Regions from separate parts of the Homo sapiens genome. Here region 2 is linked to region 1. Evidence: read pairs that join two places in POLR2A ChIA-PET (ENCODE). Cell type or tissue: PC-9. All regions are shown on one strand. Each heading gives the region's core, and the rest is flanking DNA. Links, peaks and the distances in the headings are about the cores only. Region 1 overlaps SLC7A7 (solute carrier family 7 member 7). Region 2 holds the start of LOC124903285 (a long non-coding RNA gene).

Region 1 (2,630 bases), core at 131-2,630:
CTGCTAGTGAAAATCCTTTACCACAGCAACAGCATCACTGGCCAAGATGTCTCTCATGTCTAGCACAGTATAATAGGCCACATTGGTCAAGATATAGATGATGGTGACAATGGGCATGGAGATGCCAATGGAGAGGGGCAGGTTCCTACAGCCAAATAGAATAAAATGCACATTAGTCCCACAGTCATATCCCTATCTCTCCTTTAATCCTTAGACTCTCCCTGCCACACCGGTCTTTCCAGGGATGGAGACTGTTGCTACATTTCCTCAATGCATTTGTCTTTGACGGTGCCCTGGATAGTGGCTGAAGCTCTGAACACTTAAGAACTAAAGAACATTAGGGGAAAGGAATATCATATTAGGAGACAGGACTGTGCAGCTGGGAGCAGTGGCTCATGCCTGTAGTACTAACACTTTGGGAGGCTGAGGCAGGGAGATGGCTCGAGTCTAGGAGTTGGAGACCAGCCTGGGCAACATGGCAAAACCCTGTCTCTACAAAAAACTAGCCAAGCAGCTGGGCGTGGTGGCTCACGCCTGTAATCCCAGCACTTTGGGAGGCCGAGCCGGGTGGATCACCTGAGGTCAGGAGTTCAAGACCAGCCTGGCCAACATGGCAAAACCCTGTTCCTACTAAAAATATAAATAATTAGCCAGGCATGGTGGCATGCACCTGTAGTCCCAGCTACTCAGGAGGCTGAGGTACGAGAATCACTTGAACTCGAGAGGCGGAGGTTGTGGTAAGCCAAAATTGTGCCACTGCACTCCAGCATGGGCGACAGAGCGAGACTCTGTCTCCAAAAACAAACCAAAAAAAAAAAAATTAGCCAAGCGTGGTGGTGCATGCCTGTAATCCCAGCTATTTGGGAGGCTGAGGTGGGAGGATCACTTGAGCCTGGGGAGGTCAAGGCTGCAGTGAACCATGACTGGGCCACTGCACTCCAGCCTGGGCAAGGCAGCCAGACCCTGTCTAAAAAAAAAAAAAAAAAAAAAAAAGCAGGGCGGGGGGGATTAACAAAGACTGTCCCCAGCATCATAACGCACAGGAAAATGGGAGGTTGTTTTGTTTTATACCCCAAAGATCTTTTGGTGTCAGGATTCCATCTCTAAGATTATCAACATTGGCAATTTTGCCTCAAGGTTGAGAAATATAAAAAGAAATTATGGAGGCAAATTGTGAAATTTAACATCTTCAGAGAATAAGATAGGCCTTCAGTAGGAAGAGAAGTGTATGTATCTGACTAGCAGCCTGGAAGATATGTCTGCCCACCCCTTCCTCAGTTTGAGAACCTCAGGAGCCATCCTAACTGGTGGGCAAAAGAAAGATGCAAAGAGCTCTCAAGGTCCCTGTAGCCCAATAAAGCCATGATCTTTATAAGCATCCTTAACAGTAAGGCTGCCAAAAAAAAAGCACAAAGTGGGGCAAATACTCTGCAAATAGAGTCATGCAGTTTCTGTCCGGTAGGTGGAAGTACCACCCAGGCCTTGATCCTGCTTCTGTTATCTCTGTTCCCATAGCGTTACCACTAGTTGTGTACCAAGAGTGCTCTTCTGTTTCTCAAGCCAAAAGGAGTTTATTGGTATAAGAATTGTGATTCTTTTCACTTAAGCATTTACAGAAAGCTGGGCACAGTGGCTCATGCCTGTAATCCCAGCACTTTGGGAGGCTAAGGCGGGCGGATCACCTGAGGTCAGGAGTTCGAGACCAGCCTGGCCAACATGGTGAAACCCATGTCTCTACTAAAAATACAAAAATTAGCCAGGCGTGGTGGCAGGCACCTGTAATTCTAGCTATTTGGGAGGCTGAAGCAGGAGAATCACTTGAACCTGGGAGGCAGAGGTTGCAATGAGCCAAGATCACGCCATTGCACTCCAGCCTGGGAAATACAGCAAGACTCTCTCCAAAAAACAAAAAACATTTTACCGAAACTCCACTCCCTGGCAAATCTTAGTTCCCAGAATCATAGAATTTTAGAGCCAGGAAAGGCCATGGAGATCACAGAATTTAACCCCCTCAATTACAGATAAGGAAACAGGCAAAGAGATGGCCGGGCAACTCCCTCAAGGTTAGCCAACAAGTCAGTGGAAAGATCAACTCTAGGTCCTTGACTTCCTGTCCAGTTCTCTTTTCACTCTATATATAGACTACAGAGCAATAATGGTAGGGTGACTTAATTGAATGACTGAAACTATACCACAATGTCAGTATGAATTTAGGAAACAAGGAAGGTATCAGAGGGAAACACAGGAAGGTTTCTGGAAGTCTATATCCCAAAGCTATGTATGTGGGGATAAGGGTGGATAAAATATCTATCAAGGAAAATCTGTTTTAAAAACATACATAAGCATATAATACAACCTGCTTTAATTAATGCAGAAATTAATGAACAAATGTAAAAATGCCTTTAAAAATTTACAAAGCATACATGAGTAAGTTCATATTTTAGCCCTGTTACTGTGATCATAGACAAGTTACTTCTCTGAGCCTCAGGCCTCCCATCTATTAAAATGAGGCTGGTAAAATTAACCTCATAGTGGTTGTGGTATGCTGTCTGGCACGTAGTAGGAGCTCATTAAATGATGGCTATCACTGCTATGGAAAGTTGGTGGTGCAGTACCTACCTCTCAGGATT
Region 2 (7,932 bases), core at 4,582-7,081, 150 kb after region 1:
ACAATAGTCATTGCTCAGCTTCCTAAGTAGGGAATACAACTAGGCCCCTTTGGGTCTTGGATAGGCTAAGAGGACAGATCTGAACATGCCTGGGTCTAAGTGAGGTGTGGGAAAATAGTGGCAGGGGGCAGCATGGTCGTGCAGTAAAGGGCTATAACTTTATTTGTATTTCCTCTTACACAAAACCATCAAAACAAGAACAGAAAAAGGCTGAAAATCCGTTCAAACCCCATGTTCTCAGGGATATTCCAGGGAGTTCTTGAGGCTGAGTGCGTAGCTTCAAATCCAGCACTAATTCCTCACCCCCTGGCCTGAGGTCTTCATAGATTGGTGGCTTGAGCCCTGCAATTAATTATAATCCCTTGCCCACCTTGATGTAAGGCAGGAAAGCAGATTGAAATGCTCCTCTCTGATGGGCAAGGGGAATCACAGCCCATAGATGTACTGCACCTTCTGTACTACAGGAGCAGAACCTGAAGCTGCTTCCAAGGCTCTGGACACTTGGCACGCAGGGCTAGAGGCCAATGGTATATGAGCGGCCTGTGGGGTTATGAATAGCAGAACAGACTGGTGCTGTCACAGCCCACTCATACCACACCTTCTTGGAATTGCTGCATCGCCAGAAACGCACACAGATGGTTTGGCCTTCACGTACCGTTATGGGCTGCTGTAAGAAGAAAGACAGGAAGGTTCAGGGTGAAGCTATGAATTATACATGGCAATGTATTAAGGTAGGTGTGGAGATAAAATGATAAACATGACAAGACTGTCCCAACCCTCATGAAAGTTATTTGAAGCCTATCAGAACACAAATAATCAAAGGTGTGGTGAGAGCTGTGAACATGTACAGAGTCAGAAAAACACCTATGAAAGGGAACACTAACCTAGTCTAGGAGATCAGAGAAAGTTTATCTCACAATAAAAATGTTTAAAGAAGACCTAGAAGATAGGTTAACTGTGTGAAGAGACAAGCAAAGAACTCTACAGGCAAGAGAAAGGCATGAAAGCCTGAGGTAGGAAAGAAGATAGACAATTAGAACAAAAAGAAGGTCCATAAGGCTGAAGCAGTGTAAGCAAGGGGACAGTAGCTGCAAAGGCAAGCAAACACTCGATCACATCAAGTCTTACAAGCAATGTCCCAGATTTTGACTTTTATCCTAAAGACAATGGGAAGGCATTGAAGAGTTTTAAGCAAAAAAGAGAGATAAGATCAGGCCAGGCGCGGTGGCTCACGCCTGTAATCCCAGCACTTTGGGAGGCTGAGGTGGGCGGATCATGAGGTCAGGAGATCGAGACCATCCTGGCTAACACGGTAAAACCCCGTCTCTACTAAAAATACAAGAATTAGCCGGGTGTGGTGGCTGGCACCTGTAATCTCAGCCTCAGGGAGGCTGAGGCAGGAGAATGGCATGAACCCGGGAGGCGGAGCTTGCAGTGAGCCGAAATTGTGCCACTGCACTCCAGCCTGGGCGACAGAGTGAGACTCCGTCTCTTTAAAAAAAAAAAAAAAAAAAAGACAGCAAGAGAGATAAGATCAAATTTGAGTTTTTAAAAGATGACTCTTGCTCAAAGTAGAGAACAGACAGAAGAGTAGCCAGAGTAGATGCGGGAAAGCCAGGCAGAAGGCCACTCCAAATACTCCCAACACCTACCACTGGGATCCAAGAGCATATGAAATCAGGAGAACATGAGTCATAGTCAACTATCTTCCTGGGAGAAGGAAAGAAGCACAACACCAAAGGCAAAGGTTACTGCTTAACTAGAGAGTCTTAAAAGCAGTTCCTACCTTAATAGGGAAGAGGATGGGAAACCATGAGAACATCCCAGGAGAGTGAGTCTCTGGACGGATACCTGTGTGGACAAAATAATGAAAAAACAGAGGTCTCCATGGCTGTGACTTTTGCCTATGCTGAAGAGGGTCTCTTCTCTAATCACACAAAGATCTCCATTCATTGAGCACTGGGCCCCCCATAAATCTAAATGACACATGTACATATAAGCTGCCCAGGAAGCACACCCTCATACTCTGCCATCTACTGCCATAGACACTCACTCAGAGTGATGTCCTGATAAAGCACAGTCTCAAAGTAGCCGGCAAAGCCATGTAGTACTGTGTTCACCTCCACAGGAAATTCCAAGGTGCAATAGCGGTTGTTGTCAATCATAGGATCTGTCAGGAAATAATTATGTGGGTGACAAGGGGCCAGAAGCTCTAGACAACTTGATAAAGCATGAGCAAGACCCAGGAAAGGAAGAGTAGATAAGGCAGACTAGGGACAGTAAGGGAAGAAAGCAGGAGGAAGGAAGAAGCCCGTACCCCTCTAGTCAGAGGACAGCCATAAAAGAACCTACCTCTGTTGGGATGGCTGAAGGTGAAACAGGGCTGGGGTGCAGAGAGCTGGTGGAAGTTGTGCAGCCGTACCACATAAGGCATCTCAAACTGGGCCTGTCAGAGACAGAAAGAGAGAGAGAGTGTTGGGGAAGACACACAAGAGAGAACTACTTCCCCAAGGATTAAAAAAAGTTTTACTTTAGTGCTTCCCCAATCCCTAACTTCTCCTTCACCTCTTCATCCCCAGCAGAAGAAAATAGCTGATGCAAATACAGAAAAAGAAGAGGACTAAAGAGTACCACTTCTTTCCAGAGAGAGTGGTTCTTTACCTCAGGGTCACGGTCCTTCTCCCTACAGGCTCGGACCTCATTGTACAGCTTGGAGGAAGAGATGGGAGCCAGAAAGGAAGTGTACTCCCCGGGGATGCTCACACCATCATCTGCACAGCAGGAGAGTCAAATTAGTTCCAGAGGGAGGGAAATGGTATGTCTGTACTAACTGAAGGATCAGAAGGATCAAACCTCCCATGTCAAAACCAACCAACGTTGGCATGGGCATGGAAGAAAGAGACAAATGCATGTTGTCACATTACTAAGCCAGCCTGCTTCCAACTACTGTCATGGAGGATTCCACTACTAGGTTAATTTACAGAGTCACACAGATTAAAACTGAAAGAACCCAAGATAGTCTAATCTGGTGGTTCTTAACTTTTGTGGGGTCACAAAGTCCCACAAAAGTTCCTGATGAAAGCTAAGCTCAGGGTACATATGTCATATTTATTTATTTATTTATTTATTTATTTATTTATTTGAGATGGAGTCTCGCTCTGTTGCCCAGGCTGGAGTGCAGTGGCACAATCTCAGCTCACTGCAACCTTCTCCTCCCAGGTTCAAGTGATTCTCGCGCCTCAGCCTCCCGAGTAGCTGGGATTACAGGCGTGCACCGCCACGCCTGGCTAATTTTTGTATTTTTAGTAGTGATGGGGTTTCGCCATGTTGCCCAGGCTGGTCTCAAACTCCTGACCTCCCGCCTTGGCCTCCCAAAGTGCTGCAATTACAGGCATGAGCCACCGCGCCCAGCCCACTCCCTTCATTTTACAAATATGAACACTAAGGTTTGGAGAGATGACTTCATTTGCTAGGGGCACAGAGGCAGTGAAGCAGTGGCTCTCAAACTCATATGATGTGACCCAGGTCCAACCCACTTTCCCCTAAACCCTGTACCCTCCTCCCAGGTTGCTGTCTCACCCATCATCACCCTCCACCTACACCCCAACCTGGGGGCACCTTTTAGGAAGTGCTGGGCTCCATCCAGGCACTCAGGCGACAATTCATTGTCAGCAAATGAGCCCAGAAGCTCACTGACAATGATGTCTGCTTTCTCTGGAGCCACCCATTCCCTCATGTCTGATGAGACTACGGTCACTTGGCTTCCCCATTCTTCAAACTGCCAGTTCTCTAGCCTGAAACAGAGACAATAAGGTAAGGAGAGATGTTAAGGAAATTTGGCAATGAGGACTAACTTCCCAGCAAGCAGGTTGCTACTCACGTCACCACGGCATTTGGGTTTTTCTCCACAGCATACAGCTTTATCCGCCGGTCGGCCTGCTTGGCTGCCCGCAGGGAAGCGTTCACCAGGGGTCCCCGTCCTGCTCCCAGCACCATCAGTACCCTAAGAAAGAAAGGGAAGAGTCAAGCAGACTTGGCATATACAGATATAGGTATGCAAGTCCCTGAGATTGAGGGGAAAGCACTCACTGGACATTGGTATCCTTCTCCTCTTCTGGTACTCGGTCTAGCAGACATTTATAGATGGCCTGGAGGGAGGAGAGAATATCCCATGGTTGTAATCCCATCCTCCCCAGGTCATGCTGGCCCTGTGCTTTCCTCACCCTGGGCACCACACAGTACCTGCTGGTACTGAGAGTATTTGATGGGGTCCTTTTCAAACACTTCATATGTCTGAGATTCCAGATTGTCCATCAGTGGCTGATGAATGAGGAAAAGGACAAAGTTAGCCAGTTTCTGGCAAAGGACAATGCACTAAAATATCAAAAACTTTCCACTGCTTTCTGAGTTTTAGTAAGATTTGGAGGCATATATTCTCAAGAAACATTTTCCATCCCACCTTCCTCCTCTAAGTGCACTCCAGACCCACCTGAAGCGGGGACTGCAGATAGTCTTCATAGCCCTTGGCAAAGAGTTCATAGGCATTAGGTGGAGGACGGTTCTGGCTTAAGTATTCCAGGTATTGGAGGTAGGAGCAGAACTCCTTCTCTGAGTGGTGGTTGGTGCCTGTGATGATGAACTGCACCTCCAACTGTGAGAAAAGTCAGACCATCAGACACAGCCCTCAAACCAAGATTCTGGAATATTATGGTATATGGCCAAAGAGCCCTAGTGTAAAATAAGGCCCAGATCAACAGTTCTCTTTTTTTTTTTTTTTAAAAAAAAAGATGGAGTCTCGCTCTATTGCCCAGGCTGGAGTGCAATGGCGTGATCTTGGCTCACTTGCAACCTCCACCTCCCAGGTTCAAGCAATTCTCCTGCCTCAGCCTCCCAAGTAGCTGGGACTACAGGTGCGTGCCACCATGCTTGGCTAATTTTTGTATTTTTAGTAGAGACGGGGTTTCACCATGTTGGACAGGCTGGTCTCAAACTCCTGACCTCAGATGATCCATCCGCCTCAGCCTCCCAAAGTCCTGGGATTACAGGCGCGAGCCACTGCACCTGGCCCAGACCAACAGTTCTCTAGCGTCTGTCCCAATACCAACAAAGGCAGCATGAGGCTTCAGTAAACTTATAAAAAGCCCCCTTGGCCGGGCGTGGTGGCCCACGCCTGTAATCCCAATACTTTGGAAGGCCGAGGCGGGTGGATCATTTGAGGTCAGGCGTTCAAGACCAGCCTGGCCAACATGATAAAACCTGTCTCTACTGAAAATACAAAAATTAGCCGGGCAGTAGTGGTGCATTCCTATAATCCCAGCTACTCAGGAGGCTAAAGCAGAAGAATCGCTTAAGCCTGGGAGGCAGAGGTTCTGGTGAGCTGAGATGGTATGGCTGCACTCCAGTCTGGGTAACAGAGTGAGACCCTGTCTCAAAAAAAAAAAGAAAAAAGAAAAAGCCCTCTTATGCCATGAAAGTATCAACACCCAAACAGCCTCATGGATCCTTGCTGTAACTTCCTAAATGAAACCTTCTGCAAAGTTCTCATGAGGTTTGGTTTGTTTTGAAAGGTTTCTAGGGCTACTACTGGCATTTACCTTTTTGTTCTCAAGATTCCCAACTTCACTGAAATTGCTCCCCAGAAACCAAAGAAAAAGAGTCAGCCTCACAGGAAAAAACGATCATACACAGGTAAATAAGGCAAGATGTATAGCTGGACTACCTTTAGAACCCTCCTACCACTCACCTTGAGGAGCCGGAAGATGAGCCTCTGGTGCATCTTAGAAAGAACAGGAAATCCCTTCTTATTGGTCAGGAAAATGCTAGTGGGGAGAATGGCTGCTTTGATGGGCTCCCCAAGCCAGCGATCAATGACATGATTAGATGGGAGGTCAGCCCCAATTTCAAGAGCTACATGAGGCAAAAGAAAAACTGTCAACCACTGCCAGGCAAGAAACCCTTCCTTGCTCCTTTGCGCAAAATCTGTTTACTTCTTTAAGAGAAAGCCAGTCTGAGACAGAGGGGAAGTAGCAAAATTGTATACTATATATGAAATTCCTGATTCTTATTCACAGGAGGTAAGAGAAGCCACACCCATCCCAGGATTCTCATGGACTCACCCACTGCAATCCTCTTACTATAGTCACACAAAGTCCGGAAGTTGTGCCACCTGTTCAGTCAAATACAGAAAAGTACAGTAAACTAGATATGGCCGACCAATCACCACAGCTCAAGGAGACCTCCCTACAGGTTGCACCCTGTACTTCCCCTCACCCTATCCCTTGCACCCTGGTACAGCAGCAAAGGGAGACATACCACATCCACGTTTTCTCCTCCCCACTGTACTCCTCTGTGTGTGTAGTTGGTGCATTCTCAATTATATCATCTCTCAGGTCCTCTGGTGCCACCAAGGGTACCCGCATCCAGAACTGCACATGAACAGTCACCCTTTTAGAACTCTCTTTTGAACTCATTGGGTCCAGAAAGTTTCCCTCAATAAAAAAAACTTCATCCAGACCTCGTTAATCCCTTTATATGCTTTTCCCAATTTGTAATTTTGTAAGTGAACATGTACCTTATATATAGATCCTTATGTAAATATCTGCCTTGTCTTACGTAAGTTTCCAAAATAATTACATTTACATGTTTTGAAACTCTCTTCATACCACTTTTAGATGGAGAGGTGCGCAATACTGACCTTTTTTTTTTTTTTTTTTTGAGACAAGGTCTGGCTCTGTCACCCAGGCTGGAGTGCAGTGGTGCAATCTCAGCTAACTGCAACCTCCGCCTCACAGGTTCAAGTCATCCTCCCACCTCAGCTTCCCAAGTAGCTGGGACTACAGGCGTGTGACACCCCACCTAGCTAATTTGTGTTTTTTTGTTTTTGTTTTGGTTTTGGTTTTTTATACAGACAGGATTTCACCACGCTGCCCAAGCTGGTCTCGAACTCCTGAGCTCAGTGATCTGCCCACCTCAGCCTCCCAAAGTGCTGGGATTACAGGCATCACCCACTGTGCCCGCCAATACTGATACTTCAATTCTGCCAAACACACCCTTCACTGAATGGCTAGGCACAAGAAGGTACTTAGCACAATCTGACTACTATGATATGCAGCAGGAAAGGAGCCCCTCAGCTATACCATGGAAGAGTGATGGCCAGTGTGGATGTGGTTGGTCAAAACTCTGGCCAGGTTGGTGTTATCTTCCTGATTAAGGGGCAGCAGGAAAGCTGGAAGACCCAAATATGCACCAAAATTCAGCTCCTGTAACATGGCCTGGAACGGAGATGAAGAGGAAAAGTTTGAGCTAACAAGCAAACAGCTTTTTTTTTTTTTTTTTTGAGACAAAGTCTCACTCTGTCACCCAGGCTGGAGTGCAGTGGCACAGTCTCCACTCACTGCAGCCTTGACCTTCCCAAGCTCAACTGATCCTCCCTCCTCAGCCTCCTGAGTAGCTGGGACCACAGGCATGCACCACCATGCCTGGCTAATTTTTGTATATTTTATAGAGATGGGGTTTCACTACGCTGCCCAGGCTGGTCTCGAAATCCCGAGCTCCAGTGATCCTACAGCCTCAGCCTCCCAAAGTGCTAGGATTATAGGTGTGCACCACAGCACCCAGCCTAATAGCTTTAATTTCATTCTATCAGTTAATTTACCAAGTTATTGGGGATGGGAGGGGACCACTCTCCCCACCCAGCTTGGTTAGAAAAATCCAGCAGAGAAGTCAAACAGTCTTACCGCCTCGGAGTTCCTGCGAATCTTCTCCACTTTTGAGTCTGGACGAATCCATGGAGAAAGCTTTCCCACAATTAGCGTATTCCAGTCTGCACTCCCCCACCCAAGAAAGACAAATACTGAATAAGGTTCAGCACTTTACTTGTTCAATTTTTAGTTTTGGGAATCAAGAGTAGAAATGAGAGACAAAGGTTTTTTC

What was found. Peaks named below come from ENCODE experiments on the same cell type or tissue, not always from the same donor. Only the 100,000 strongest peaks of a DNase experiment are listed, where the experiment ranks them.
Region 2: POLR2A ChIA-PET joins it to region 1 with 15 read pairs; 15 of 35 experiments call an interaction of 5 or more read pairs at or near these places.

What each region holds. Positions count from the first base shown.
Region 1 is chr14:22,776,174-22,778,803 of GRCh38, forward strand. It overlaps SLC7A7 (solute carrier family 7 member 7), which reads right to left. Exons shown (of 10, transcript NM_003982.4): 4 at 2,620-2,630; 5 at 22-145. Among named protein-coding and RNA genes, the nearest start is that of OXA1L, 11 kb to the left of the region's middle. In PC-9, for the core only: CTCF peaks have their summits at 1,491 (motif pointing right) and 1,691; a DNase peak (open chromatin) is centred at 1,478.
Region 2 is chr14:22,920,390-22,928,321 of GRCh38, forward strand. It overlaps PRMT5 (protein arginine methyltransferase 5), which reads right to left. Exons shown (of 17, transcript NM_006109.5): 3 at 7,737-7,822; 4 at 7,137-7,271; 5 at 6,313-6,425; 6 at 6,117-6,166; 7 at 5,744-5,907; 8 at 4,490-4,651; 9 at 4,243-4,320; 10 at 4,090-4,148; 11 at 3,881-4,003; 12 at 3,619-3,794; 13 at 2,662-2,771; 14 at 2,353-2,446; 15 at 2,054-2,170; 16 at 1,787-1,851; 1 more. The coding sequence ends at 515. It overlaps LOC124903285 (a long non-coding RNA gene), which reads left to right and starts at 3,912. Exons shown (of 2, transcript XR_007064073.1): 1 at 3,912-4,052; 2 at 6,072-6,513. It overlaps PRMT5-AS1 (PRMT5 antisense RNA 1), which reads left to right. Exons shown (of 2, transcript NR_120600.1): 1 at 1-731; 2 at 2,690-3,018. RefSeq lists an enhancer at 5,573-6,772. In PC-9, for the core only: no CTCF peak of the experiment used is centred there; a DNase peak (open chromatin) is centred at 6,112; H3K27ac peaks cover 1,071 bases.